2 separate regions of the Mus musculus genome follow, and region 2 is linked to region 1. A link is a loop called in an ENCODE intact Hi-C map of the cell type or tissue named here. Cell type or tissue: gastrocnemius. All regions are shown on one strand. Links, peaks and the distances in the headings refer to the core of each region. The heading gives the core; the rest is flanking DNA.

Evidence for each region. Hi-C counts contacts between places; a loop is a spot of excess contacts. Peaks named below come from ENCODE experiments on the same cell type or tissue, not always from the same donor. Only the 100,000 strongest peaks of a DNase experiment are listed, where the experiment ranks them.
Region 2: a loop joins it to region 1, with 2.0 times the contacts of the local background. A loop is called at or near these places in 2 of 42 quality-filtered maps.

The regions. Positions count from the first base shown.
Region 1 is chr19:32,235,735-32,251,795 of GRCm38, forward strand. Sgms1 (sphingomyelin synthase 1) reads right to left here. Exons shown (of 10, transcript NM_144792.5): 4 at 12,260-12,302. Among named protein-coding and RNA genes, the nearest start is that of Asah2, 140 kb to the left of the region's middle. In gastrocnemius, for the core only: no CTCF peak of the experiment used is centred there; DNase peaks (open chromatin) are centred at 6,636 and 7,717; H3K4me3 peaks cover 321 bases; H3K27ac peaks cover 2,915 bases.
Region 2 is chr19:32,186,483-32,202,543 of GRCm38, forward strand. All of the region lies in intron 5 of Sgms1 (sphingomyelin synthase 1), which reads right to left. Among named protein-coding and RNA genes, the nearest start is that of Asah2, 91 kb to the left of the region's middle. In gastrocnemius, for the core only: a CTCF peak has its summit at 10,515; no DNase peak of the experiment used is centred there; H3K4me3 peaks cover 1,862 bases; H3K27ac peaks cover 4,299 bases.

The DNA of each region.
Region 1 (16,061 bases), core at 2,568-10,567:
GTGCCAACTCCTTACCTAGTCACACCTTGCCTTAAGGAAGCATTTTTAAGTATATAGCCCAGAGAAAGGAAAACGTATGTTTATAATGAGATGTGTGCAATTATGTTCATGGTATTCATAATAGTCCCAAAGTGAAGCCCACCCTAATTAATGTATACCAATAGCAAACAGATAAGCTCATTAAATGAAATATTACTCAATACCAGAAAGAACCACACTGGCAAACACAAACAACTGTGAACCTCAAAAGCATCGTTATGCGTTATGTACAGTTAAAGAAGACAGCACAACTACACACACACACACACACACACACACACACACACACACACACACACACATATATATATATGAAGTTCTGGAAGAGCCAGTGCCCCAAATATGTGCCCATTTGCATTAGCATGGGCCATGACAGAAAGGGCTTATGAAGGGAATGGGCACTGATGCTCTCTATGGGCATATGGAAACTCCAGGGTGAAAGGGATGGTTTTTCTTGTTGGCTTTTGGTTTGGTTTATTGACATAATACCTTGCTACATAGTCCAGGCTGGCCTCAAACTTATAGTACTACTTCCCGAGCCTCCCCCGAGCCAAAATTATCAGTGTTAGCCACCATGCCCATCAGGAACATCCTCCATCTCTAGAGCGATAGTAATTCATTAGTTTACTTCAAAAAGGAAGAGGAATCATGAGCTTCCTATGAACATGGTCTGTGGATGTTTGCATTAAAATCTTCATAGAATCTGAATTAAAAACAACATGTCTTTAATTTTATTTAACCTGCCAACGTGTGTGCGTGTGTGTCTGACATGAAGACTCTTACCTGAGTTTACTTTGGCGATCCTCTGCCCCTCCTTCCAAACGCTAGAATTGCAGCTAGGTCTCCATGCATACCCAGAGTTTATCATCCACTGAGCCATCAACCCCCCTGTCCTATCACTAACAACTTAAACAATTTTAACACTGTGTGAGGAAAGGCGTATGAAAGGAAAGAATAAGACAGACCCAGATGTTCTTGTACTTTCATTCAATGGTATTTTTACACTTCTGCTGTATTCCAGGTAAGAAAAATAGTCACTAGAGAAATGAACAAAAAATTATACATTATAATTGAAATTCTCAGTCTAGTAAAAGACAAGAAAGGATTAATTGAGGTATATAAAAGGGGGGCTCTGGGGATAATAGCACAGTGACAAAGTGTTCAGGCATTCTGATCAGCCCCCAACAAGGGAAACAAAAAGTGCTAAATACATTTAGAGAAAATGCATGATTCTTTTCCCCTCTCATAATCACACATGTAATATTAATACTAGAAAAGTACAAATTCAGTTAAAACTTCTGAAGAACTGAATAATTTTAAGAAAAACTTGTTTTAGTAACTATCTCTACCCAGCCTGTTTCTTAGCTCCAGTCAAAATAAGTCATGTTCCCTTTCTTTTTTGTTTTTGTTTTTTAAATGAGTTGTAGAATTCGCATATAATTATCCTGTGTAATACGGTACTTTGATAAGCCTGTACCTACCCTGACACCATCAAACTAATCAGCATAAGCATTAACCTTCATATTTCTTTTGTTGTGGTAAAAATACTTCAAATCCATTTCCAGAAATTATCAGCAGTATTTCGTCAACTAGAGTCTCTATGCTGTGTGATAGATAACACTTTTGCTCAGCTACTTTTTAGTGATATCCATGTCCATAGCACAGAGAATTAAGCAACTGTGTACTGCACACTTTCTCAAGCCTGTCACACCCCAAACCATAGCCCCAGCAGTGTCATGGGTGCTGTGCACAAGGAACCCAACTGCCCCACATGCCTCAAAGGCAAAGAAGATGGCTGTGGCCCATTCTCAGGAATCTATCTCCTCATAGTCTCCCAGGCTGCTTCTGACCCTCCATCTTACACACAGCCATCATTTCACATCACCAATAACCTAAAGCATTACTAAAGGCAATGGCCAGTTCTCAGTTAAGAACTTGAGAGAACTTCTCATTGTCCTGAGGCTTCTTTTTTTTTCCCACTCAAATGGCCTCAACCCCAGCCCTCTGTGTAACTATATACCCTCAGAATACATAGCCTGAGTGATTCCCAAAGGCAGCCATAAATCCTAGGTGATGGAAGGCAGGTCCACATAGGCCTGTCGACTGTAACAAGCGTGCCAGCCCTGCAGGAAATGCTAATCAAAGTTCAGGACAAGCATGGCTAAACCTCTAAGCATCCGCTCTATTCTGCTAGGAACTAAGGCTGATACACAAGGCACTCTGAGATGGAGGCGGGAGAGTTACAAGTGTGAACCTAGCTTTGGCTATGCAATAGGAAGCTCTCGGGAGCAGAGGGGGAAGGTAACAAAACAATTTTTATTTATTTGAAATCCCACTATTTAAAATTTGCTACTTCCCATGGACGTCAACCCAGTAGCACCTTAGCTTCTTGCCCTTAACTGGAATCCTTCTTAAACAATAGAACACAGAGCAAGGGCTGTCCTCTGCCTAGACTTGTATCCTTCACACTGGGGCATCCTCACAAACTGGTTTTAGAGCAAAATGCCATGGAAACATTAGTACTAAATGAGATTTGTATTGTCACTGAACTCAGTAACACCGCTGGGAGGCCCCTAACAGCAAAGTGCTTCAATCAAGAGTCTAAGGATAAATATGAGAGCCACACTTACACCACCATGAACGGCACCCACTGGCAACCAATTTATCCAAGATTAATTTCTAAACATCCTTTCTTCATCTTGGCCAAGAAAGCAAAACAGCATTTATAGACTGAATCTCCCCTCACCCCCTGCCCAACACACACACATCAGTCCAAGAAGGAGGAAACCCCCTGCACATCACCCCCCTTAGGCTACCCTCCCCCACTCCCCAACACCAGCAGGGGTGGGAGAGATCCCTGGACCACCACTATTACCACCACAATATCAAGTATTTGGAGAATCAGCCACCAGCTACTTACTCCCCAGCCTGACAGAAGGATAGGAGTGGGCAAAGGAACTCATACTGACCTCACCAAGGGAGCCTTGGGTCCGGAAGACCTCTGTCAATTGCCTTCTTGCAGGCTCAGCTCACAAAACCCCAAAGAAGGCCGCTGAGCCAAATGGAGGGAAACAGCCTATGTTTTATCTGTCATGCACACATCCTCCCAAGCCGCAGCCTGTGTCAACTTCCATAAAACTATCACAGTTTCATGTTTAAAACAAGAGTACTAGAACTTTTGAAGGAAAACAGGTCTTATTAAAAAAGAAAAGGCAGAAGTGGCTCCTGAGATACTGTTAGCCTCGTAAGCCTAGTGATAGCAGTTGTAATGTTACAGTTTTGTTATCTACATGTGGGCAGCACTTACTCTAACCTATCTGCTATCCATTACTTTGGTCTGAGAGCCAACACAGCCAAGTTTTCATCACTTATAATGTATAAGACTTCCCAGGTACTGGAAACCTTTCTGGAATGAAGAACAATTCCTTTTAAAACGACTTGAAAAGCATGCAGATTCTGGCATGGTTACGCTTGGGCCAGCTTGGCTTGCATGCATCCTTTGAAGTCTCAGGAACTTGGTACTTCCTAAACCTTTTGACTAGAATGCCCTTACCCCAAATGTAAGCAGGCTCAGCTCCTCGGCCACACCCATAGCTGGATGGTCCCTTCTCACTCACCACTTCAGGGACTCCCTACTTCACACGAGAACGTATATGTAGACAAACGCATGCGCACACAGTACATACCACGCCTGCTTCTCCCCCCCCCCCCCCCCCGCACTCTTATTAGATATATGCACACAGGCATTTTACTTAGTTATAGAGCTTACTATCTTTCTCCCACTGAGCCAAGTCCCAGACCACAGATTTCGGCCGTTTCCTTTTCTGTCTTCTGGTCTATGGTGATCACTGGTCTCTGTGCCTAAGCCAAGGCCTAGAACAGGAACTCTCGTTAGGTCCAGGGCTTCCTTGGCCAAGTACAGCCCACTGGTCTAAATAACCAGGGCTAGTCTGTGTCAAATATTTAGTCAACAAAGGAGAACGTGAAAAGTTTTCATTAACTAGTATGGTGAACAAGAGGGCTAAACCACTTGAAAATAAGAATTGAGAGGTCTCAGGTACTTGTCATAGATAGGCTGCCTATTTCAAAGAAAGAAAACAGAGGTTCTAAAATACCCTAGCTTAACAAACAAATACTCTTCTGTTCTTGCCTGTTTATATAGGGTCTTCCAGGGAAACTGTTATAATGTATAACAGAATGAGACTAAAAATGGGTTTTCTTGACCATCATTAATAACCACTGTTAACTACTTTAAAGAGACATGAAGATTAGTGGATGGCCAGCTCTCACTTGATACACACCAGCGTGGCCTCGGGTGAATGAGGATCATATCTGCCCAACACCAGGCCGATGCATCCATGCTGTTATCTACAGAGAAGACTGTTGCCACAAGCTCATTACAGAAGGACATTTAAGCCTATGGCAGAAATGCATGCATTGTACTGGGTAAAATAAATATGGACGATCACATATATATAAAACAATGATTTTAATTTTGTATCTTATTTTTAAAAGCATACATATTCACAGGAATAAGAACAGAAGCCTCCATACCAAACTATTGCCAGTGGCAACTTCTAAGTACTGCTTTTTAATTTTCTTTTTATTTTGTTTCCTGGTAGTATGAGAAAAGGACTTTTTATGTAGCCCTGGCTGTCCTGGAACTGGCTAAGCCAGCCTCAAAATCAGAGACCCACCTGCCCCTGCCTCCTGAGTGCAGGGAATAAAAAGTGTGTGCCATTTTCTTTAGGACACGCATGGCAGATTTTTATGTAGAATCAGATAAAGAGGGAAGCACTGAAACTGGTGGGGCACGCCTCTCATCATGGCACTGGGCAAGCATAGCCTGTTTCAAAACAGTTATGTATTAGTTAACAGGAAACAGGAGTAGGGAGAGGAGGGAGAGGGTGGTAAGGAGTGGAAGAGCAGCATTTCACTGTGACCAAGGACAGGTATACAAGCTAGAATTCTGAAATTTGTATAAGAATGGTAGAACCATCCTCCTCTGTGGGATGCTGAGGTCAAATTCCAGTCCCAACCTGCTATGTGACACAAGTACAAAAACAAGCTGACCCAATTGCAGCCACCATCCAGAGAAGCCTACACTGAGGACACAGCTCACAAGCAGACATACCTTCTAACCTAAATCTGAAATGCCGCGCCGCCGCCCCCCCCCGCCCCCCCCCCCCGCCCCCAAAAAGGAAGCAGCAGGGCCAATAGAAGCCACCACTTCTCCAAGGAGAATGCTGTCACCAGAGCTTCAGAATGCCCTTGTGTGGGTGTGAAATGTAAGGACATTCTCTGTAAGGCTGCCTCCTTAATGTCACTGCTGTGTGTAGCCAGTGAGGCAGAGTTGACCAGTCTGTGAAGTCAGAGAGCTAACATCAAGTATGGACTCCTTCATCCTCTAACCACATGATCTCAGGCAAGGTTCACCACGGCTTCAAGCCTCAGGTTGGTTCCTTTCAATGGCCTGCCATACCTAAGTCCAGGATTTTAGTAAAGATTTTAAATATTTATCAGTGGGACCGAAGATGTGGCTTCGTGACCAGGTACTCGACTGGCATAAAAGAGGGGCCTGGGTTCAATTCCCAATACCGGAGGTAGAAGGGGAAAAAATGGTTAAAGTATTTGTCAGGATGGATAGCCACTACTAACTCCTTAACATGCCTGAAGCCTAAGCACAAAGACTTTTAAAATCACGAGTCCCCTCATTTTAAACAAAGACAACAAAGTACGGATGTCATGCTCCTAAGATTCAAGTCTGAGTGCCTCAGGACAACTCCTCCGGCGAGATCCGACAGCCACTGAGTCCACACATGGCGTCCGGGTGGATGGCTTGGGGTTTGTTCCCATTTGGTCACCTCTACAGTACTGGGGTGTCACCCTGGGGCCTTGCGAAAGCTGCAGTCCCATGTGACCTCTATTAAAAAGGCTTCATCTGCTGAGATACTTTTGTGAACTACATAAGACCTCCAGAAAATACCGCGTCCTTTCCTCTCTAGCATCTGCTTCCCTAGCTTTACGCTGGACAAGGTCAGAATGACAGCAGCCACCACAGCAGAGCCTGCATCAGAAACAGAGTATATTTCAAATAAGTTCTCATGACAATAATCTCAGCAGAGCGATGAAAATAGTAAAAGGTGAAAGTATTAATATTTAATCCTAATATGATACAAAGTAAGACCGTTTGAAATAGGAGTAGCACATATTTTAAAAGTATAGTTCCACAAGAATTAAACAGATGTCTTAAAATCCAATCTCAAAAGAAGGAGGCAGCACACCGTACCATTTCCAGACAATGGAGTACAGTCCAGGTAACACACCTACCACCAGGTCCGAGGCAGCCTCAGGGACGAGCATGTTAAGTACAAAAGCCAATGGAAGCCTATTTGGAGGGCACCCACTGGCCAAGGTTCAACACCATCTGCTCTGTCCCAAGAGAAGTTGCCTGTGAGGTGTCCAGTCAGAAGTTCCCTGTCAAGAGCACCTGGCCAGAGTCAAGCTTATCACTGCTGCTTTCCTTTTTGTCCCCTCAGGCAACCGGAAGGACCATCAAAGAGGCTGAGTCAGAGCTAAGGAGTGACATTCCAGGAAAAACAACTGTCTGGCCTGTGGAAAGGACTGGCTCCACGCCCACTGAGCACCTGTCTCTGACTCAGGGTCATCCAGATAGGCATGGCAGGCTCAGGCCATGCTCTCCCTCGTTACCTCTGACAGCTACGGTTTCACATCCAGCAACTGGCTCTTTTACATGTGTGCTGGTTTCTCAGCCAGGGTCATGTCAGGTACTAAGTTTCCAAGCCAGACAATATGGTACACTCCTATGAACTCAAAGGTGATCTCAGACCAAAGGGACAGACAGTTTAAGGCTAACTTTGAAACTGCATCATAAAATCCCAAAGCTAACCCTAACCTTACACGTGCAGGAGGCTGGCTCAGTAACAGTAGCAGCATTATGAGGGTAAACAACTTGAAAAAGAGCTGCAGTAGCCCCTCCCCCACACCTCACATCTTGTGTCTCAGCTTTTTGATTTTGTACTTCCTTCATTTTTATTAGCATAAAGCACATATAATTCATTTTCCTTCATTAAAAACTAAATCCTTAACCCTTGTGGTAAGTTTAAATGAGAATGGCTCCCACAAACTCAATGTCAGGTCCCTAGTTGGCAGAACTGCTTTAGGAAGGATTAGGAGGTGTGGCCTTGCTGGAGCTATGTCACAGGGGTGAACTTTGAGGTTTCAAAAGCCCAGGCCAGGCCCATCTCTGTCTCCAACTTGAAGAAGGAGAAGAAAAAAGTAAGCTCTCAGCTACTGTTTCAGCAGGCAGGGCTGCCTACCTACACATGTTTCCACAAACTGTAAGCAAGCCCCCAATCAAATGCTTTCTTTTATAAGTTGCCTTAGTCCCGGTCTGCACAGCCAGAGCTACAGAAAAGTAACTAAACACTCAGCTTCTCTCTTCCTCTTTCCCTCCCATTTTATAATCCATAAGGCTCTAAATCTTTTTGAGGTTCATCTAAAGCCGATGGTGAAACGCAAGGCCATTCTAAGCCTCAATCACAAATTATCAAGACGCCATTCCTGAACCTTGCACTGAAATAACCAGTCTACTGAACATGACAACAGGCTTAACTCCCCCTCCCCTCTGGGTGCCAGGGACGGAATCTAGAGCATCACAGATGCCAGGCATGCGTGCGCTCAACTGCCCAATCACACCCACGCGTACTGAGAAGAGACAGCTCAAAGGACAAAGATGCTCCACTTTGGATAGTTGTAACATCTTTTAAGAGATCACGTTTGGCCCATCATGGTGGAGCAAACCTTTACTCCCAGTACTTGTGGGAAAGAGACAGGCAGATTTCTATAAGTTCACGACCAGCTTGCTGAGCATAACAAGTTCCAGGGCAGCAAAGGCAATACAAAGAAAGAAAGGAAAAAGGAAAGAAAGAAAAAGAGAAAAGAAATCATGTTCCACCTGCAATAACTAAAACCAGAGGTGCAAAAAAGCAGCTGTCCCAACTAACTATACTGAGACAAAAATGTTAAACCCTAGACCCCTCTTGCCACTGTAAAAGTATTCGGTTAAAGCTTCAGGTTAATGCAGAGATCTACATTTACGTAATATAAACCATACCACCTCTTAATAAAAACAACAGACGACCTATAAATCCAAAGCCCCATGGATTTATCTCAACAAGACGGAAATAATACATTCAAATTTCCACCAAGCCTCACCTTGCTTCATATGACAAAAGTCTCAGCTTACCTTGAAAATGAAATACTATTTGGAGAGTAAAACTGCTAGTGTTTACTCTGGGTACTAGTGCACCAGTCACCTGTCAGGGGTGCCAAAAAGAAGCGGACAGGCTGGGAGATGGAGCTGCAGGGCGGAGGACTTGCTGGGCACGGCTAAGTTCCTGGGGCTCAGTTCCCAGCACCACAAGATGAATTACAAAATAAGTAAATAAAATCAACAGAGAAAAATGGATTTGAAAATTATTTCTGGAGTAGCTCTTTTAAGACTTTCAAATGTGACTTTTCAAAGCCATACTTTGAGATTGTAGGTGGCCATTACAGCTGACCCCTCTTCTCCAGGTCTCCTTTAAAATAATAGTGCATCATGATAATGACAATCCATACAGTCAGGAACCCCAGAAGCCTTCCCACAGAAGACAAGGGACACCAGGGGCATTGTGCTGTGTGTGCTGGTAGGACAGAGTGACAATAGAGATTGAGGAGCTGAGGTACAGCCAGCAAGGGTTCCATCAGGACTAAGGGACAGGATTCCAAAATAGCAGCCAGCCTAAAAATCTACAGAATGTCTGGATTCTTACCTTCTACCATTTACAAAAATTAAGTCAAAATGGATTTGAGTTGTAAAAAGTAAGAATTGAAACTAAAATTCCTAGAAGAGAATAATACAAGCACAAGACTTCACGGCAAGCAATTTGCCAATGGAGCTCTTGGATATGATGCCAAGAGCCCAGCCAACAAAGCAAAGCATACCAGGGTTAAATGGCAAGGAATCAATAAACAGAGTGAAAGATGGACTGCATTTGCAAACCACACATCTGAAAGAAATGGACAGCCAAATGTGAAGATCTCTTAGCATATAACACTGAAAAATCCAAATAACCAAAAATAGACAGAGCACAGTGCACTTGCACAGACGTCTGATAAGCAAATGGTCAACTGTACATGAATGTATGTTCAACATCACTAAGCATCAGGTGAAGCGAGACAAAAGCACAGGCAGAAGCGGCCTCCCACACATAAGAACAGCCATTAACAAACCCAGACAATAACAAGTGGTGACAAGTGTCACCTGACCTTTTTGCTGTTTCGTGGGTTCCTTTTTCTTCCACCTTTCTCCACCCTTCTTCTCCCTCCTCCCTTTCAACCCCCTAACACCAGGTAGGAGAGAAGGAAGGCTAGAGAGGAAGGGGACACAATGTTGTTAGAGTACTTCCTGCTCATTAGGGGCCCTGAGTTCCTTGGAGCAAGTTTGCTCTTCAACATGAGGCTAATTTCTTTTCATCTATTTGCATCTGCCTACTTGACAAACTGCAACAAACCACAACCAGCAATATCCAATCAGCAGCTAGCCCCCTTTATCGGGTCTCTAGCATTGATATATGCCCTGAAAAGTTCCCAGAATTCATATGTCACACGCTCACAAAAAAATGTCAAAAGCACACCCCAGCTAGAACATGAGGCAAATCATAGCTGCTGTGGGCAGTCAGAAGCAGCTCCATATCCCACACCTGAGATTAAAACAAGAACACTCTTCTATTGCTGTGTCTTTAAAAACAAACAAACAAACAAACAAACAAAATTCTCACTTCAGACAAGATTGTGGAAAAACTGGAACCCTTGTACACTCTTAGAAATATAAAATGCTACAACTGGCATGAAGAACACACAGACAACTCCTTTAAAAAAATTAAACAGAAAACTACCATATGGTCTAGTAATTCCATTTATGGGACATATCTGAAAGGACTGAAAACAGGATTTTGAAGAGATATTTGCATACCTATATTCACTGTGGCTATTTTAATAATTGCCAAAAATAGAAGTCACCATACTCTATGTCCACTACCTAAATAAATGGATAAGGAAAACATGGTTGTATAATCAATGGAATACTATTCAACCCTTAAAAAGAAGAATCTATTATGTGCTGCTTCATGCATGCACGGTCAGGTTGTTAGAAAGTAAGCAGTCTCAAAGAAACAGCAGATTCCATTAATAAGGCTTAAAGAGAAAGGGGCTGGGAAGAGAAAGACCTGTTACTCTACAGTAAGTTACAATTTACAAAGATGAAAAAAGTCTCCAGACCTTTTAGGAAACATGATGTAGATTGCCATTACCTACCTCATACTAAATATGATCAATAGAGGTAAATGATGTGGTTGATTTTTTTCAAATCACAACAAAAGGGGAATAGCGAGGTTACCCTGGATTATCTAAATGTAATCACCAGGCTCTGAGAAGTCAAAAAGGGCAGACAGAGGGGCATGGTGCTCACAACCATGCATGAGGGAAATGGGAGTCCACAGAAGACTTGCCAGACTTAGTGGCTAAGTGAAAAACTCCAAAGCCAAAGAAGAAGAGGGATAGATGGAGGGAGGAAGGAATGGAGGGGGGAGAGAGAGGGAAAAAAAACAGAGGGAAAGGAGAGAGGGAAAGTGGAGAGCAGGGCTCAGCCGGGAACTTCAGAACTTCAGCATGGCTGGAACACACCACCAAACATCACAGAGCTCAGTCAAAACTATGTGTGGTCATATTAGACTTTAAATTATATATATATTTGCATACATATACACACACTATAACATAATTGCATTAAGACAAACGGAGATCTGGGCATAATGGTATATATCTAATAATCCTAGAGGCTGAGGTTGAAGGACTCTTGAGTTTGAGGCCAGCGTCAGCCTACAGTCCCTCCCCACCCCTAATAAAAGAAAAGGGTAGAAGAAGGTGGTGGAAGAAGAGAAGGAAAAGAGAAGGGGTGGGAACAGCAGGAAGGAAAAGTGAACCCTAAGAGTCATGGGTCATCTTTAAATCTTCACTCAACAGGAAGCAGGACAGAAATCTAATGTCTTTAAAGAAAGCACTAAAGTGACACTTAAAGCATTTTCTATGTTTTGAAACAGAGAGATACACAAATTCCAGGAAATACAACCAAAAGAGCTGAAAGTGTCTACCCTGAGTCAAAGGGGCCATGGGAAGCTACTAACCAATTGTCCTGGATAGTTTTATATCAACTTAACAGAAGGTAACGTGACCTCAGAGGAAGGAACCTTAAATAAGAAAATGCCTTCCTAAGATCAGACTCTAGGTAAGCCTGTAAAATATGCTCTTAATTCCTGAGGGATGAGAGAGGGGTCAGCTCACTGTGGGTGGGGCCAGCTCTAGGCTGGTGATCCTGGGTTCTATAAGAAAGCAGGCTGAACAAGCCATGGAGTGCAAGCAAGAAAGCATCACCTCTCCACGGCCTAAGCATCAGATCTTGCCTCCAGAGTCCTGTCCTATTTGAGGTCCTGTCCTGACTTCCCTAGACTATGAACAGTGATATGTAAGTATACGCTGATATAAACCCACTCCTCACCAAGTCACTTTAGTGATGGAGTTCCGGCAGAGCACAGTGACCCTAAGACACCAATGTATATGCCACTGCTTGAAAAATAAAATGAGCACGGAAACAAGAGAAAAAATATTGAGCTCCCAAAAGCAGTAATAGAAACTGTTCCCAATGGCAGTCCTCAATGCTTATCTTGAAGAATAACGCCAACAACTGTCCTGACAGTACACAAACGGACATTAGCAGTCTGGACTCAAGTTTCAGGTGCCAGCACCATACAAAAAGTCCAAAAAGTCTGGGTGGCAAACAGCTAACCTACTATACCATGCTGTGAGAAGTGCAGCCAACACTCTGAAACACAACTCTTACAATGAAAAGTATGATGTAATTCATGCCACTAAATACTTGGAAGAAAATTACTCTGGGCTAGACAAAAGTAATATTTATATTTTGAATAAGTAAGTGCATGTTCAATATACACCCACAGCTAAATTAATTAAGTGGGATGTGTTTACTGCTGAATCTCTGCAACCTTTATATATGCAAGTTGACCATGATCATTACTTTAGATTTCTCTGAAGACAGAAAATAAACACTAGAGCATAAAAGAATTAAACGTCCATTTACCTCAATCATGCTGTTACTTTTCTTCATCAGTCTTTCTTCCGGTCTAGGAGAAAATTAGAACATATAAAGTGCATAATTAAACCTTCACATAATGAGCTGCTTATAATAATTTAAAGAGATAAGACCATTATAACCCTTACTATCTGTCCATTGGTCATTACTAACCCTCATAATAAACAGTCCATTACTCCCTTTGTTGTCTGTCCATTGAGAAATAGATTTTCTTGCCTCCCTGCCAGCTTCACCTTGGTTATCCTGATGCAGACATAAACCTGTGATTGGACAACAGGCAGAGCAAGCCTATGCCTGGAGCTAGGAAAGGCTGTGCACCAGGACCACCTAAGGGTTCATCCTCGGATTCCCAATCCTGTACCTTAATGGCGTATCCCCCCTTGATTCAGATTAACTGCTAGCTTACTATAGAAACAGATCCAGGGGAACAGTACAGTTTTTAACCCATAATGATTAGAACTCTGGCAGAAAAGGGCAGCAAGATGTTTGTCTCTTCCTTTTAATTACAATATAATCAAGAGCAGCTGAATGAGATAAGCAAGGAGCACACAGAGGTGTGTGATCAAAAATCCTGCACAGAGCCATGAATCCACTGACAAAAAGGCTTCATCCCATTTCGTCAAAGATTGTCTCAACTAAATAAAACATGAGCCTTTCATCATGTATGTGTGAATAATGACACAAAACACATGCATGTGAATCAATGTACCATATAGAAAAGAAAATGAAATCTTTTTTTTTTAAAAAACAACAACAACAAAAACAACATGGCAGGCAGGCACAGGGGATCATGCTTTAATCCAACACTCAGGAAATTAAGTAGGAGAACTGTTAAGTCTGAGGTCAGCTCGGGTAACAGTGAGTTCAAGACCAACCTGACTCACAAACTGAGACCCTGTCTCAAAATAAATACATTAAATAAACCACATTTTAAAATTAATATACACGTGAATTACTCTCATACACAAAAATAGGAAACCAAACAAACCTAACTGTAACCCCACACATTGGTCCTGCCTGGAGGCAAAGTTACTTGGGATCATTGTTATTCCGGGAGGCTGAGAATCCTTAGAACTGGATCAAAATAAAACATTTTAAGGCCACAAAAAGGAAATGGTAGTTGGCTGATAGCTAATACTATTCAGGAAGACACCGCCATGCTGGTGATGAAAGCACTTTGGCTAATGGGTTGTCAGTGGCAAAGTCTCCAGAGACTTCAGGTCAGGGAAGTTGTTCCTGACAGACAAGTAGGGAATGGGTCTTCCAATTACCAAGCCAGACTCTATGAAGATAACAGGCAGAGAAAGAGGAAGAAGGAAGGAAGGAGACTGCCAAAGGGAGTTCCGTTTTCTCTCTACAGGTATACAGACAACTCAATAAAGTAAAGATAACCTCACCAGTAAGTGGTGGAAGTTAGACCAAGTTCCTAATGCACTACCCCACACAGTCTGCCAAGTCCCAGAGCAAAGGTCTGGCTTCAGTCCCCTCCCAGCCACAGAAACCAAGAGTCCCACAGCAGTGCCACAGGTGCTATAAACAAAGGAGAGTGTTCACAGGAAAGAAGTTGTGGAATGGGATCTAGGGTCTGATGTGCTGTTCCTGCCCAGAAGTCACTAAAATCAGAAGACACATCATTCAGAATCCACACTTACAAATTACCCAATGGTCATGTCCGGAGAGCAGGCCCTTACCAATCTATACCCCAGAGAAGAGCCCTCAAGAGAAACCTTTCGAATCCCAACCTGTACTTCAGAAACCTGCTAAGTGGCCTTCTTACTCTCTGCAACGAGAGACACCAGAAGATCACGGTGTCCCTCACAGGTAGCTGCTGATGGACACAAATGCCACCAGCTACCCAGAGAACAACATGCCAAGCCTCTGTCAATATTTCCTTTTGATAATAAGTAATTTCAAAAAATGGGGTCAAAACAGGAACATAGTTCAAAAAAGGGAAGTTTCAATTATACCATTTGAGAAAAAAGTAGTAGCTACTTGTTAAAGACAGTTTGTACAGTAGCCAAGATAGGAGGGTTTTTTTGGTTTTTTGTTTTTGTTTTCTTTTGTTGTTGTTGTTTTGTTTTTTTAGTTTTTCAAGACTGGGTTTCTCTGTATAGCCCTGGCTGTCCTGGAACTCATTTTGTAGACCAGGCTGGCCTCGAACTCAGAAATCCGCCTGTCTCTGCCTCCCGAGTGCTGGGATTAAAGGTGTGCACCACCACGGCCAGCTAAGATAGGAGTTTTTAAAGGTCTTCCTGCATCCCTGATGATAAATATAAAATTGTACCTCAACTCCATTGTATTCTGCCACACGACATGCCCTTACATTCAATCCCTGCAAGAACTGGGTGGGATGCTGGAAGGAGCCTAGAAACCTCAACCTCGTCAGTGTAGTAGACAGTAGACAGCTCAGAGGCTGCATAACTTCTCCACTGTCACACCAGAGAGAAAAAGCATCCCAAGTCAAGTGTGCTGGACCACTTGGGCTATAACGCTGGCCATGATGTGCTAGCCTCGAGTCCCATCCCCTGAGTCTGTCCCAGGACATTTCCCAGTTCCACGTTATTTGGACTCTGATCTTAAGAAGGCATTTAGCATCCCTTCCTTCTATGCAATGGTAACAAGGGTCTTGTTAGCCAGGAGCTTGAGGGCAGAAAGGAAAAGGAGGCTTGGAAACACTCCTTGTAAAGGAACAGAACTGTGAGGGCAGAAGCTGAACTGTGAGGGAGGGCAGTGCGTGCACCCTGGGGAGCTTCCTTGGATGGTGGTACTCAGCATAGAGAAAGCACAGTCAAAGCCACAGGCTTACTTTTGCAGTGGAGGTGCTCTGTGAAGACACAAGACCTTTCTGGAACTAGACAAGCATGGTAACTAACAGACAAGTGTGGACGAATGTCTACAGAGTGGAAATCCCCACTTATCCTTGCAACTAGGACTTTAAACATTTAATTGGGATCCAATTAAAAAGGGAAATTAAACAAGACCTAAACAACAATGACACCAATAGACCAACAGGGAGGGGAAAGGCTCATGAGGCCTCAACCCTAGAAAAATAAAATACAGTCAACTGGCAACAGCACAGAGCAGGAGAAAAGGTCTTCCCGAGGGGCAGCCCCATAAGTGGTCATCCAGCACCAAGTGGTCAGACCTGAGATCACAAACAAATGACATTACACAGAATGATCAGGGGCGTGTGTGCATGCGTGCGTGCGTGCATGCGTGCGCACAGGCATGTAAGCAACTGAAGAAAAAGAGACCATGAACTTGAGGGTGAGCATTGATGGGGAGATCCCATGAGAGGGGTTGGAAGAAAGGAAGAAAGAAAAGGGAAAATATAATTATAATTCAAAGAAAATACATTTTTTAAAAGTAAGGTAGAAAGCCGGGTGTGGTGGCGCATGCCTTTGATCCTAGCACTTGGGAAGCAAAGGCCAGCCTGGTCTACAGAGTGAGTTCCAGGACAGCTAGGACTGCACAGAGAAACCCTGTCTCGAAAAACCAAAAAAAAAAAAAAAAAAAAAAAAAAAAGTAAGGTAGAAACTGGTCTAGACACAAACCCAGTGACAGGCAGAAAAATGTTGTGGGCCCGGGGGTGTCTCCTATTCCTCAGAACCTGGTACAGCCATTCTTAAAGGCTGTACAATCTCCCTGTCTACATTTGTAGGGCCAGCCCTTTCAAATCTCTTTCATCAGGAATGCCACATTGTTTTTTGTTTACTGGGTTTTGGGAGTTATTTGTTTGTTTGTTTGTTTGTTTTTGCAAAGTGGCAATCTGATTCACTAGCCTTTGGCC
Region 2 (16,061 bases), core at 2,856-10,855, 49 kb before region 1:
GAGGGGAGGAGATGAACGCACAAAGTAAGCCAGCGCCTCTCAGTGCCACTAAGCAAATGAGCCATTGTCACAGGAAGCCAATGTTCCCTCCACCAAACCTTGGGCATCTAACCCTCGGGACTGCTCCCTTGACTCTAGCCATTCTCACAACAACCTTTGATCACAGCGAGTCGCAATACTGGAAGTGCACACACATCAGCGTGGCCCAGACCAACTTTCACCCACATCCACTTCCTCAAACTAAACAAAGCAGGTCAGACAACAGTGAAAATAGAAAAGAGAGGTGAGAAGATCAAATGCCATGGGCAAGGTGCCTGTGTCACACATGCTGAAAACACGGAGGCATGAGGCACAGATGCGGCACTCCAGCTGTTGGGGGAGTACACACTAAGTCTTAAATTGCCATTTTCTTACCCAACCTACAGCTTTTCACTCCTTACTTCCTGTCCAGCTCCAAAGGCAGCCTGGAAACATCTCAGCAACATCGCAGTGACAGATAAGGAGGGGGGCCAGGAAGGAGACAGTATTTTTAGAAATTCCATTTCATTAGGTCACTGATCTGTCATCCAGTTGATCAGCGGGCTTGATAAAGGCCCTGAATACTGAATACTGACCAAACAATAGAGCTTATCAAGAGATCCTTTGGGCCCTTTTCTGACACCTTTCTCTCAAAACCTCAAGAGGTTGTCTCAGTAAACTATAGATGAGAGGGCTGGTGAGATGGCTCAGAGGATAAAGGTATCTGCTGCCAAGCCTGACAACCTGAGTTCGATCCCCATGACCCACATGACAAAAGGAGAAAAATGGCCAGGTGGTTGTGGTCATTCATCTTAGCACTTGAGAGGCAGATGCAGGCAGATATCTGAGTTCAAGACCAGCCTGGTTTATACAGCAAGTTCCAGGACAGCCTGGGCTATAGAGGGACCCTATCTCAAAAAACCAAAACAAAGAAAAGGGAAGAGAACGATCATTCAACCATTTGCATGCACTTGCCTAGACTCAGAAGACTGTGTATAAACACACACACACACACACACACACACACACACACACACACACACACACAGAGAGAGAGAGAGAGAGAGAGAGAGAGAGAGAGAGAGAGAGAACTTTTTAAAAAGTATTGTTATGTTGGCACAAGTAACCAAGACTTTTCTGGTCAGATGCTAAAGGTCTATTCCCCAAATGAGGACTCCTTTGATCTTATAAGGGACACTCTGCTCAGCCCATCTTCTTCCTGGAGCAAGGTCCTCATTACTCAAATGTTTGGAGAGACATCCTATCTCCACAGACTCTACAAAAAGACAAGGAAAGCCACATGCGACCCAATACTTTGCTGAAGGAGAACATAATTTCCAATCCCTTGTGACACCTTTCCTCTGACTTTTGAAGAGAAACTTGTTTTGCTTGGAAGCTGATCCATCCCCATCGCCTAGGTAAGTTCACCTTGTGAGGTTTTCCATTTTGCTTTTCGCTACCAGAAATCCTTCCACCATCTGGTGGGCCAAATCTAGTTAACAGATTGTTTCTAAAGACTCAGTGCTGATCCCTGAAGGGCCTGAGCCTAAATCACCCTCCATCAGAAGCCCCATGGATTCCCATTTAGGAGACTTGGATTCCAGAATGACAATGCACAGAACGCGTCACTGAGGGCTCCAGGCTAAAACTACACATGCATCCTGTACTATATTTTACGGCACATGACAAGGCAGGATTACTACCAACCAGAAACTCAATTCAACCATTCAGTCTTCCCAAAGGCTGTCTTTGTGTTCTTTAAACAGATCTGTGCAAATTCTGGTACCAGACATTATAGAACGGAAAGGAAACTAAGTAAGTCTAAGGCTATATTAACCAAATGTGCATTAGGAAGACAAGCACACTCTGCCATCCAGTTACCCCTTCCTTTGTTTGAATCAATCTTTAAGAACCACACTACGTAATTCTCTGCTTTGTCAGCATCACATTTTTAGCAACCAATCTGATAGGAACACTTGATGAAGAAAACACTGATGTTCAATGACTGTGACTGTGTCTTAAAGTAAGTAAGTCCTGTACCAACCCGGTATCATGAAGCCTGTCTTCTAATTAATTTGCACAGACTACTTTATAGCTTTCATCTACCAGGAAGAGCTTAGTGGAGCTGCCGGGTGGCACCTGAGTTAGTGTACATGTAACACACTTACTCCACTGTCCAGACGTTACAAGCTCTGAGGATAGAAGAAACTCTTTCTGCCTCTTCTCTCTACCACAAACCTACATTCTTGTGATTTCAGCCCCTCCCAAACCCAAACAAAACAAAACCCTTTCATGGTACTAATCTGCCACACAAGGGTTTATGTGCTGGGAGTTCGGTCCCCACTGTGATGTCGGGAAGAGACATGGACCTTTAAAGGGTATAGCATACATGGAGATCCTTGAGTTACTCAGAGTACTGTGCTGGAAAAGGAGTTAGGTGATTCTAGCAGGATCCAAAGGGAGCCTGGCACAGACTGAGTTTTTCTAAGGGAAAACCCACACTAATTCCTGTCTAGCTCATTGTCTGCCCATGGGAACCCTTCAGTTTGCACAGGTTCCTCATTCCAGAAGGCCCTCTCCAACAGGCCCTCAGCGGGCACCCAACTCCTGGGGCTGCTGATCTTGTTTCCACCCTTCAAAGCTGGGGAGTAAATGCTCCTCTTGTTCCTAAGCAGCGTGCCCTAGTATTTCATTACAGTACCAGGAAACAGACTGGTCAATCAATGGCTTACTGTTGCCTTTAGTACCTTTCCTGGCAAAGGAAAGGTTTCACTTCAGTGGTTCCGATCGCTGGTTAATCACAGCAGACTCTGCCACTCCAGCTGACCAAATACCACAGATTCTTCACACAAAAGGCCCAGAGGTGTCTCCGGTGTCTCTGAAACCTCATAAGCCAGGCCTGCACTGTTCTCAACATTCTTAACTTTCAGGCTCCTACAGAACCTCCCACTGAGCTCTCAACGCTCAACGGCTTTTCTAGACCAAAGTTCCAAAGACCTTCTTACAATCCTTCCCCAAAAACATGGTCAGGTCTTTCACACCAATACCTCACGATGCTGGTACCAAGTTCTGCCTTACTTTGGGTTTCTTTTTTTACCATGAAACACGATGACCAAAAGCAAGCTAGGGAGGAAAGTGTTTGGCTTACCTTGAAGGAAGCCAGGGTAAGAACACAAAGCAGGAGACAGGAGGCTAGGGCTGATGAAGAGGTCACAGAATGGTGCTGCTGCTTACTGGCTTGCTCCACATGGCTTCCTCAGCCAACTTTCTTATAGAACTCAGCAGTCCCAGTCCAGGGATAGCAAGATCCATAACGGGCTGGATCCTCCCTCATCAATTACTAATTAAGAAGATGCCTTACAGCTGGACCTAATGAAGGCATTTTCTCAGTCAGGGATCGTACCCTTCACACTTATACACAATTCAGAGTAAAATCAAGTTAAGTTGTTGGGGTCTCTGAGATATGTCATTGACTTATATAACTCCTCCAAACAGGTATTAAACCACTACAGTTCACGCTTGTCTTACTATTCATCTTCTACTTAATCTTCAGCTTGGATTAATTCCTCCCTCTGTACCATACGGGAATTCAGGCAGATGAGTAAGCCATCCATCACTCACTGTCGGTAGTGTGAGATGACTGAAGTCTGGCAATGCCTATCCCGTATTGTTGAGCAACATTTACCAGGCCGCAGTTGTGTTTGCTTCCAAACCTGTTCACTCAGGTTGTACTGGTTTCTGCTATTACGGGAATTTAATTAAGTTATTAACTAATAAAATGCAAGTATGAGGGGGAAAATGAGCTGTTAATTCTATAAAATTAAATTGAATGTTTTAGTGGGGCTTGATAAGGACAATCAGGTGAGAGAAGAATGCTACCAAACCAGTATTTGAGACGACTTCATTATTTTAAAAGGAAACGTGGCTTTAAAACCTCCAAGAACCTGGCAGTGGGCTGCTTCGGAAGGTTTCTACGTTCTGGCACCACTTTAAAGAATGAAGGATAGGATGCTGTCAGTGAAACACGGGTGTGGTTCCAGGGTGAGAGTAGCCATAGTCACACAAATCAGAGCCCAGTTCAGATAAAGTCCCATGACACTATGCATGAAGCTGAGAAAAAACCCAAAGTATTATTTTTGCATACTTTGGCCAATGAGATGGCTCCGTGGGTAAAGGTACTTACTATAAACTTACTATGCACAAAACCCTAATAATCTTAGGTCACTTCCCAGGGCCCATATGGAGCTAGGAGAGAACCAACTCCTGTAAGCTGTTCCGCATGTATCCCCTCTATACAATAAAGAAAGAAATGGGATGTGGTACCTAGATGATTCCCCTCATTGCTTCTAATGAGTTCTCCATCAAAGGAGGGGTGGAGAAGCCAGGAGAATGTAGAGACAAGGGGAAAATAAATCTCTTCTCTTTGTTCTTCCTAATACCCTACATTTCAGGAGAGGATTAATTAGTACTTTTCACAACATAAATCAAGGTAAATGACATATGAAATAAGTCTTGCCATTCAAAGAAAGGTCCACATGAAGTAATCAATAAAACACTGTGTTATATTACACCTGTGACACATATACTCAGGAGATACTAACAAATACGAATGCGGAGCCAAACAATGATTATACAGTAAGATACATGAGAAGCGTACAGAGAATTGCATATATATTTGGAAAGACAGGTTTCAAAGACAGAGGAGTCTCAATCAAAGTTCAAAGAAGGAATGTGGACATCACATTGCTAAGATAGTTGCTATGGCTGGGTGGTTCTTCTAGAGTTCTTTGCGTGGTTTTCATGTTTACTGTAGCTGTCCATTCTTTCCTATGGGAAAGGGTGGTAAATACAGAGGCCATGAGATTCTGGGACCAGGTTACCCAGACTTCAGTTTTAGCTCTTCAACTAACTTGCCTTAAGATCTGGGACAAATTGCTCAACTACTCTGAACTACAGTAGCCTTTGCTAACGGAGGGTCATGGCACCGAAGCCACAATGAGCAAGCATGCCGCATACAAAAGACACCTAGCATAGAATGTAGCCCAGCATCGTATCAGTAAAAATCCGACATGAAAATCATAATTTTATGAAGGCAAAATTAGTTACATTAAAACTACAGACATTAAGTTACCCTACCCCAGGTGCACTCAGGGTCAGTGTTAAGCAGAATATACTGAGAAGTAACAAATGTCCTCAGATTCTACCTTATGGCCAAGGTTGATGTAATCAAACTCCCTATGGGCCACACCAAGGCCAGAGGGTGCCTGGGCAGGAAGCTCCCGGGAGGCACAGCTCAATGTGTTGTGACCAAGTCCTAATGCTGCTGCCCAGCAACTATGCTGCCTCATGATGCCAACAATTAACACGTTTTATCTGACCAATGGCGAGACTCCTGAAACACAAATGCTGTGTCAGAAACACTTATAGCTAATAATTGACCTCAGTGGGATTTCTAGCTTCACCTAGAAACACACAACAAAAACCAGGGTCAATTATCTGACATTTGGGACAGCGATGGGGGGAAAATTGTCTTCTACCTCACTAAAAGGCTTCATGCTTTAAACTGGGCCCCTTCTCTTACTGATAACGTAAGAGGCACTTTCAACTTTGACAAGCTGGAAAATATTTCCTCTTAATTTGCACAATTCGAGAAACGATTTTATCTTACTAGTGTTTGTACATGTACATCATGGGTCAGTGTATGTATGTGCAGCCCGAGGTCATTTCTTTGCCTTATTTTTCAAACAATATCCTGTTACTGAAGCTGGAGCCCACCATTTTGGCTCAGCTGCCTGGCCAGTGAGCCCCCAGGGTCCTTCTGTTCCCATCTCGGAATGCTAGATTGCAGGGACCTGGCTTTTATGTAGTATTCAGGAGCCAAACTCAGGTCTGCACGCTTCTTTTGCAAGTATTTTACCCACCGAGCTACCTCCCCAGACCTACAAACCTGAACGGAGATGACTGACACATTTTGCTGCATTGGGTTTTCTTTCTGAGTGATAACCAGAGACATGCCTCACAAAAGTAGCTGTCAGTTTATACATTTTACACTTGCCACAACTGATAACACAATTCTGTTTCATTTGCTGCATTTCTCCAGGGACACCTGGTTTGCCACAAAGGTTGCTTACCCTCAGGTCTGTCTTAGTATAATAAATCCTGGAAACCATTTCCAGAAACTCTTTTTTTTTCCCTAAGTGGATCCCGCTACCATACTCATTTATCCTCCTGTGCAAAATGTCAAAGTAAAATAACCAAGTAAATTTCTGCCAGCCTTATTTAGTCAACTTGGTTAACAAGTTAGAAGCTGAAGATGTGACATGGATCAAACTGGTACAAAATCGTTGGACAGGAGAAGCCATTTGTGAGCCTTCCCTTGTCAGAGACATAGTCTAAATATCTCCATTTTATCTTTCACGACAATATACTGTTTAGAAAAGAAGACTAGCATCACCAAAATGTAGCAGAATTGTCTGGTCAAAGCTTAATTAGCAGCATCTTTCAAACATGGTCTCCCAAGTGTGTCCTGAGATGTGCGCTTGACGAACACCGTGGTCCTTCTGAGCTTGACGAACACCGTGGTCCTTCTGAGCTTGACAAACACAGTGGTCCTTCTGAGCTTGACGAACACCGTGGTCCTTCTGAGCTTGACGAACACCGTGGTCCTTCTGAGCTTGACCAACACCGTGGTCCTTCTGAGCTTGACCAACACCGTGGTCCTTCTGAGCTTGACCAACACCGTGGTCCTTCTGAGCTTGACGAACACCGTGGTCCTTCTGAGCTTGACCAACACCGTGGTCCTTCTGAGCTTGACCAACACCGTGGTCCTTCTGAGCTTGACCAACACCGTGGTCCTTCTGAGCACCAAGCCTGTTCTCTAGTGTCCCAGCATCCAGCTGTTTTTGCTGTGCTAAAGTCACTGGCCAGTAACGGAAGTCAAAGTCTTGGAGCATCAACTTCCAGAAAATTCAACATATTTTTCCAATTGTGGGCTTTTATTTTGCTAAATATTATTAATTGAGCCAGTTGCCTTCTGAAAACTGTAATAGTAAACAGAGCTCACAGGTCCAGAGGAGAAAAAGGAGACCATAATTCTACTAGAAATTAGGTTATCAATATTTGAGAAAATATTATATGCCAAATCAAGTAAGTACTGTATCATGGTATGCCTATCAATATAAGTTTTGAACGGTCAAAAATATTAAAAATCTGCTCAGTTGTGTGAATAATCAAGAATTAAGTTATTATTTTCTTGGGATTTAGACTGAAGCTTAGTTTATATAAAATGCAACAAAACATTTTAAGTTTAATTTTTATTCATTAGAATCCTTTTAAATTTGTTCACTGAGGAAATCTGGAGAGAAATCCATTAGCGGCAGGTTTTTTTCTCTTAATATGAAATATCTTTCTAATACTACTCACAAGAGACTAGCCGTCACTAGCCATCTGGAGCGTTATTGTGTGAACACAGTAAAGGTTCCATCAACAGTAGACATAAGTGAGCTGTTTGTACATTCCGTTTCCACCTGTGTGAGGTAAAGAGGCTATCATGACTCGGGAGGCCACCCCAGATGTCTAGACACTAACTGACTAGGAGGTAAGACAGCAGCAAAGAGAGATGTTGTACATTCTAGGGTTTGTATCTGTGAGATCCATTAGTGGACTTAAAGTGTCCCAAGTGAATCTGGAGTCAAGCTTTCTATTCTTGCTCACCTTTGCCCTGCACCTCTTGTTCTTCCTGGTCACGGGAATCCATTCAGTCTACCAAGGATGCCTCATGAACCAGGTCAAAGGGCTCAGGATACTGAAGTGAGAATTTCCTGTAACTTTTGATCCCACAGATGATCTCACAGGGTCACTACATCCTGATGTTAACAGGCAAAGACTTGCAGAGCTCATCAATGCCAATAAGCTGATGAAGGCCAACGCAATGCAAGGGAAGGACACCAATGATGAGCGCTCCTTAGAAATAGACTTGGGATTCTATATAGGTCTTCGTGAATCTAGGACTGACAAGGACCAGTGTACATGCCCTGTAACGCTAAACTATAATTACTCTGCCTCTCAAATAGCACAAAGTATGGTTGCTCATTTTTTCTCAGCCAGCAACACTCTTTTATTTTTTAATTTCAGTTATAAGAAAGATGTCTAATATTCCTAACACTAAAATAAATGCAATGGTTTTAATGAAAACAAAAGACCTGGGCAAAGGCAGAATAAATGTAATGTACATTAAGTAAGAGTAATTTTTCACGCTCTAAATGTGCTCATGTAGGTCAGTGTAACAGACAATACCCTTCAGGGAAGGGACAGAGAGAGAGATGAGGAAAGGGAAGGAGGAGAAAATCAAGTGCAGAGCCAGATTATGGAAATAAAACCAAAGGGACAAAGAAGAGGGACAGAACACAAGCCCTGACCCAAACTAAAAAGAAACAAAAGGACACAGACAATCCCTCTAACTTAGCATGCTAGTACAGTTAATGCTGTGTGATTTACAGGGCTGGGGGTGTGGAAAGATGCAACTTTGGTTAACAATACTGCATTGAATCTCAAAATAGCTTTGACCTCGAGGATTCCCAGTGTTCTTACAGGAAAGGAATGATAAACATCTAAGGAGGTGAGTATGTTAAAGAGTACACTTTATCCCTTCACTGTGGATGTCAGGCAGATCTGAGTTTGCAGCCACCCTGGTCTATACAGTAAGTTCCAGGCCAGCCATGAATACACCCAAAGACTCTGTCTCAAACAGACAGACAGACACCTTTGACTTTACTGTGACTCATAAGTTAGTATAATTATTACCAGTGTATCAAGAACAAAAATTAAAAATGCAAAGTTGGTTTAAAATAAAATTTGGTGTCCTTTGTAGAATCCAGTTTGGCATTGTTTATCTAGCAAGGTTAATTTAACCTCTGGTCCAGAAATCCTACTTACAGGAATTAAATGAACAAATCTAGCCGCAAAATGTATACCTAGGGCAGAATACACGGAATCTAACAGCTGAGCGTGCACAAAGGAACAATCCGGCAACTATTAAAATGGCTAGGAAGAGACAAAGGTGGAATTAATTACTCTTTATTCATTTAATGAAATACCAAACCATTGCCAAAGTAAAAAACCAAGATTTCCATGTGTGGTTAGACAAGATCTCCAAAATACTCTAAGTATAGAAATCTTAGTTGCAGAATTATAGATAAAATTTAACGTTTCTACTAAGAGCAAATGGCGATATGCCACAAATACTCCCTCCCTTTCTGGGGGGAAAAAAAAAACCCACAAGTATATTAACACATTCGATGGCAGCCTATACATCTCATCAATAGCTTCTGTAAAGTTTGTGTACTAACCACAAACATGTTTTGCTTTTATTTTTTTTATGTTATCGTGGTTATCAGGATGTAAGATTACAAGTGTCTATTCTGCTTTATGCAGTTATCCAACAAAATCTAGTTTAAACTATAAGCAGAAAACTTAAAAAGAATTTATAACAAGCCTTAATATCTGAACCATCCTCAGATCCACCTAATGAGTATCAGGTCCTTCAGGGCTGCTATGAGGTTCAGATAACATAAGAAGGGCCCAGAAGTGGAGAAAAGAAGGCAAGGCAGAGGAGACAGGACAATTGGGAGTCAAGGTTAAATAAGGCTGGGTATGTCTAACATACCAAACAGAACACTGACTGACACACTGCACTGTCTTATAATGCAAGGGACCACAGAGAAACCTGGCAGGCCAAAGCTGTGGAGAAAGGAGCCAGAGCGCACGTCAGCAAGAACTGCAGTCATGAGTAAACAGAACACCTACCTGGGATGAATAAAACCAGAGCCCTGGAGTGTATCATCAAACTCTTCCGAGAGATAAAATCCTCTAATGGTTTCACAGGCAGCGCCAGCTTCAGCTGTGTCATGTCCCTTCACAGGCATTAGGCAAGACATGTGAAATGTCACTGGGCCATGTGACACTTGATAAAAGCTGCTCCAAATGCCTCCCAAGGCTTAAGAGGCAAACAAGAAACAGAAATCTAATCTTCAATCAGCCCTCAGTATTGAGTCACTACAGGGACAGGCCAGGAACAAACGAAGTTTTAAGAAGTGTGAAACAACTGCCAGGATGAACAGCAGGACTCGGGAATCCTGTGAAGACAGAACCTTCTTCTCCCCATGTCAGGACTAAGGAATACCTAAAATACTGTACACTCTGGTACTTTAATTACTCAATTACGATTTGTCCCCTATTTGCCTGAATAGGCATTTGTAAACGCCCTTTCTTTCTCTGCATCTATGCTAGTTTTTTCTTTATTATATCATGCCTCTCATAAACACACACTCACACTTAACATCATCTTTTCTCCTTTTCCGCCTCATTTCAATACTTAATTATTGATACATGAAACAATTATGTCCTAGTCAGTATGCCGGTGCTGCCATCTCTGAACCTTCCTGGGAACACCAGGGAAGCACATTTTACCACAAGGTAGCGTGAAGATTGCTGTGACTCTGTCGTGTCTGCTCCTGCAGGTGGCTCTGTCTGGGGAACACGACGCCTATTTGCCTCTCAGGAACAAACTTGCCCTTCACTGCTTGACTGCCAAACTCCAATCTGGGACCCGGCCTACACGTTTGTCTGTTTGCTTATTTGCTTGTTTTTTCATTTGTGGGCTGGCCACACTCGAGACACTTTAGAGCAAAGAGCTACACTTCCTGGCTCACTTTGTGGCTCCAGGGTCCCCACAGAGCAGACTGCCTTCAACAGTGTTGGAGCAAGATGCTTCCTGGGTGACCTTTCCCTCTGAATTGCCATCCTTGGCCCTTCTAAAGAAATATTTTGAGTTAAGTTCTGAAGGTAGGTTTGTAGCAAGTTAAACTAGCAAGGCACCATATTACTTTCTTGTGTATGCAATGTGCCAAGACCACATCCTCTGCAGTGAGGTATGAATCAAGATCTAGAGAGCTCAGCGGTGAGAGGCACTCCTTTCCAGTCCCTGGAGTGGTGGCTGCTCACGATATTAGCTATATTTGGGTTCTGTTTACATAAACGCACAAGGTACGTTTCATACTTAACCATGGTAACATCTACATTCTTTAAAGGCTGAATTCTCAGTTGAATCATCTTCCCCACTGCTTAGCTATACAAAGAAGACTTCACTGAGAAAAGAGACTCCCTTATTTAGTCAGGGTTTGGCACACTGCTGGCTAAGAACATGTTACTACCCTACACGGGCACACGACTTAGTCAGACGACCTTGTTAAGTTCTCAAGAGAAGGAGTCTGGGAAGAGTGACAGCCCAGGACCGACATGGCATGGAATCATGAGAATCCAAACCTAGTGGGTAGACACTCTAAGGAAAGGGTGACATTAGAAGGCTTGCTTTGTGTTTCTGGATTTTGTTTGTTTCTTCAATCCAGGGGAAAATCATTCCGTGAGGCTTCCCTGAGCAGATACCCCAGTCCATCCCTCAGCTCTTTTCCTAAGAGGATTCCTTTGGAGTCTCACAGGCCTATGAAATTCTCAGGGTACATCTCTTTGAGGTCCAGCCCTGTTCAAGTTATAAACAGCATTCTCTTTGTTGGCTCTCGGCTAAGAACTTCCTATCTCTGACTTTCCCATGGACATAACGCAAATGTATCTGATTGCTCTTTCTGCTGAGATATCTGCTCCTTAGAGCACAAGCTAAGGCTTTAAGAAGTATCTCTCTCAGGTCCCTGGACTGATTATCCAGCAGCTCAGCACTTTAGAATCCACACTGAGTTCTCACACATGAGCCTTAGCTCACACATGTAATCCCAGCATTTGAGAGGCAGGAGGATTGTCATGAGTTCAAGGCCAGTCTCGACTATACTGCACTTTCCAGGACAACTAGGATATAGTAGTCAGAAAGACCCTGTCTCAAAAAAAGAAAGAAAGAAAGAAAGAAAGAAAGAAAGAAAGAAAGAAAGAAAGAAAGAAAGAAAAAAAAGACAATATACAACATACAAAAATCACAATTAATGGAAGTTAACTATAAGAGATCATTTCAGTATAGCAGTGGTAATTTAGAATTTATAGAAACTTTAAAACTACCACAGCAACTAAAATGTTCAAGATATTGGATCCATGCTATGATCCGAAGAACCAAACCAAAGTATATTTCATACACTTCCAAGAATGTTTAGCAATAAAAAAACCACACTAAAAATTCTGCAACTCATTAGTCATGAATTGCTTTGATCAGGGATTTCTGTAGCTATTGGTAGTTTGTACAGTTTAGATGAGAAGTGACAGGGCCTGCTTGCTCATGTGTGAGTCACTCACAGAACAGAGCCCGACATGTCCTTTGTGACTAGGCTCCTGATGATGGTCTTCTCAATATTTCTTTTTTATTTTTAAAGATTTATTGATTATATGTAAGTACACTATACCTGTCTTCAGACACTCCAGAAGAGGGCGCCAGATCTCGTTACGGATGGTTGTGAGCCTTCATGTGGTTGCTGGGATTTGAACTCAGGACCTTTGGAAGAACAGTCGGTGCTCTTAACCGCTGAGCCATCTCTCCAGCTCCCTTTTTTTTTTTTTTTTCTTCTCAGTATTTCTACATTATAACAAAAGGTAACAGTATAGGGATGGCCATCATATTCCTGTGTTTAGGACTGGATAGGAAGGGCACTCCTGGGGTAGACAAGCAAGGCAGGTGAAGCCAGCCCAGCTTGGAGGGGAGTCTTCTTGGATTCACCACAGCCCAAGGTGGGGCCCTAATCATCTGTGCTAAAACACAGCCCAAGTAGCACTGAGGTAAAAATGGCAACTGAATAATGTGAGAACAGTAAACTATAATGCAGGTCATGATGGTACCTGCTGACTGGAGAGGGCGACAAGCTCCACACACTTGGCATGGAGCAGCCATCCATGATGGCGTCTACCTGAATGGCCAGACATGGCACCATGTGAGGTTAAGATACACCCTGTGGTGTTCAGGGACAGCAGCAAGCCCACACTCCAAGTCAGGCTTTGTACGTAGGCGATCTGAACTCCAAAGCATACGGACAAGCCCACCCTCAGTCAGGCTGATAAAGGCCTGATAGTGCATCCTAGGACAAGGTCATTTCTCTCTGGACTGGCCAGACTGGCCTCTGAAAATTATATTCCTGGGGTTGAAGAAATAGTCTGACAGCTAACAGTATTATATGCTCTTCCAGAGGGCCTGGTTTAGTTATCAGCACCCACACTGCAGCTTACAACCATTCCTAACTCCAGTTCCAGGGTATATGACCCCTCTTCTGGTTCCTTGGGCATTGTACACATGTGATGCATATATGCAGACAAAACATTCATACACATAAGATAATAAAATAAAAAATTGTTAAATTGGTCTTCTACCTCAGGCTCCACATCCTGATTCTTTTCATTTCTATTAGCAGCTAGTTCCCTTCAGAGCCACGTGCCATTGGATTTCCACTTAACTCCACAGCTTCTCTGTGACCTATTCATTGCAGGCTTATTTTTACATTCTTTCAGCTAGCTGGTGATACTGCCCAAGCAAAAACAGCTATTCCAATTTCACAAACACAGCAAGCATTCAACTGTGAAGCCGGGATTTCTCAACCCTGTATTACTGACAGTTTGGACAGGGCAAGTCCTTGTCATGGGACCATCCTGTGCCTGTAAGATGGATAGCAGCATGCTTGGCTCCACTTATGTCCAGATGTTATATGTCCTCTAGAAGGTAACACTGGTCTCTAAGGAGAACTACAGTCAGTTGACCAAATTGCACAAAGAAAATCTGTACTAAATTCAGGAACTAGTCTGCTACCCCCTAATTCAGCACATATTCCTCTTAAAGCCAAGCCACAGCTCTTCACTGGCAAACACCAGAGGGCACATGCAGAATTTGGTGTAGGCTATCTGCATCATTCTACTAAACAAGCAACATCTTATCTAGCTTCTTGACAGTGAGCAAACTCAGTATCTTTGACTCGCAGCTCAAATGATTACTGCACTGTGCACACTGGATGTAGATTTCAAGGCAAACCCAGGACAAGCTACCTTTTGCTCAAGGAGTCCTGTGAAAGCAAAAGAGGCCACAGCAACAGCGAATCACCAAGGGTAGGGAATGACGTCTGCTACTGCTCTGGAGCACTTCTCCAGAGAATTTTCAACGTTAAATCCTTCATGTCGTCCACCTCTAATGTGATAAGTATTCTTCTATTTCTGTTTTGTGACTAAGGAAATGGAGGCCCAAGGTGTTCAATAATAAGTCATCCAAGACCTGGTTCCCTGGTCCAGAGTCCCAGTTCTTTGCTGTTAGCTGCAGTGAATCCAAGAACTACGGAAACAGCATCTTCTAGATACTCCACCTCTAGCAATCCGAGCTCCCCAGATTTATCAAATCATGTCCATCAGGATTGCTGTTTCAGTCTAACACTACTGTCCTCTCGGCCAGCTCACATATCCATAGCGCTATCCAACCCACATTTTCCCTCTTGGATAGAGAACACCCAGCACTTTAAATGGCGTACTAAGGCTGACACGCCACACCTATGTCACTGTCCTGAAATACTTGCCTGACGCCTCCATTAAGAAAGAAGTGAGGTAATGAACACAAGTTCCTTAGCAAGCACATGTGCAATACTGAGATGTTGAGGGTCACACCATGAAGCCCCGGCTGGCCCTGAGCTCCAGATGTGCTTGCTTCTGCTTTGTAAGGAGTAAGATTACAGGCATGGGCTAACACCCCAGCTCTCATCGCTGGCTTTCTATCTTTTCTTTCTATCCTCACCCATCTTTTCACAAACATATTTTACAATTCTGCTAGACAACGCCACACACTCTGGTCCAATGCCTTTAGAACTGACCATCTACCTGCTTTTGAAAACCTACTTTCTGACATCCTTCTTTCCTGTGATTGTTCTAAGATTATTCCCATGCAATTAGACCATCACACTAGCATGTTCTGTTTGTGAGTTCTTTTCTTGTGTGTATTTTTGGTTTTGGTTTTCTTTTTTGCTGTTGCTTGTTTTGGTGCAAGGAGGTGACTGAGATCCTCATGGGCGCTCTGAAAATGCTCTATCACTGAGCTACACCCTCAAGCCCTGGTATTCCCTTTCAACATCCTGGAGCATAATTGTCACTTCAGATAGCTAGGATGCAGAGATCTGAGGGGGTGGCCAAGGCATTCTTGGCTGGAGAGGTGGGGAGTTCCAAGTAAGACAGATGGAAAAGGCGAAGAGGTGGGGTTGAGTTGGACTAGGTGCCCCAGTGGGTCTTCCAGGCAGGTGGCTTTGCTTTCCTGCATCACGGTGTGCTTGCAGAAGGCCACCTCTGCTGAGAGATGCTGCACCTTGCCCATCTTCTAACTTTAAATCTTATCCACTCCCATGTCCTTTCCCTCATTATTCCCCCTTTAAAGTTATCTGTATTGTTCTTAATTATGTATACAGGGGCATAAATGCAGATGCCCTTGGAAGCTAGGGGCACCGTATTTCCCAGGTGATGGAGTTACAGATGGTTGTAAGCTGCCTGGCATGGGTGCTGGAAACGAACTCAGGAACTCTACAAACACAGTGTGTACTCTCAGCCAATGAGTATGCATGGAGCCATCATTCTGGCCCCTACCTCATCATTTGAAAAAGCAAGTTTAACACTAAATGAAGGACCAACCTAACTTGAAAACTATTCCCACCAGGCATGTCAAACGTTGCAGGTGTGCTCTTATGAAAGGGCATTTCCTGGAAAGCCCAGGATCCAGTGTTTGGCTTCACACTTGGAAAGACCCAGTGTGTACTTCCTGAGGAGCGGGAAGCACAAATTCAGAGCTAAAGAGCTTCCGGAAAAAAAGTCAACAAAGATCAATGGCCCCGAGGCAGCCACGTGTATCAAAATACCCATCAAGAGTCTCCTGCTTGCTCAGTTAATATTTGAAAACCTCAAGCTTCCTGAGTAAATATATTGTTCTGTGAACTTTGAGACTCAGGCATGGAGGCACCAAGGACCTTTTAGATCGCTTGGAAAATCTGTTTCAAACCAAAATTATCCTGGGGATCATTTCACATAAGGAAATCTGGCACTGT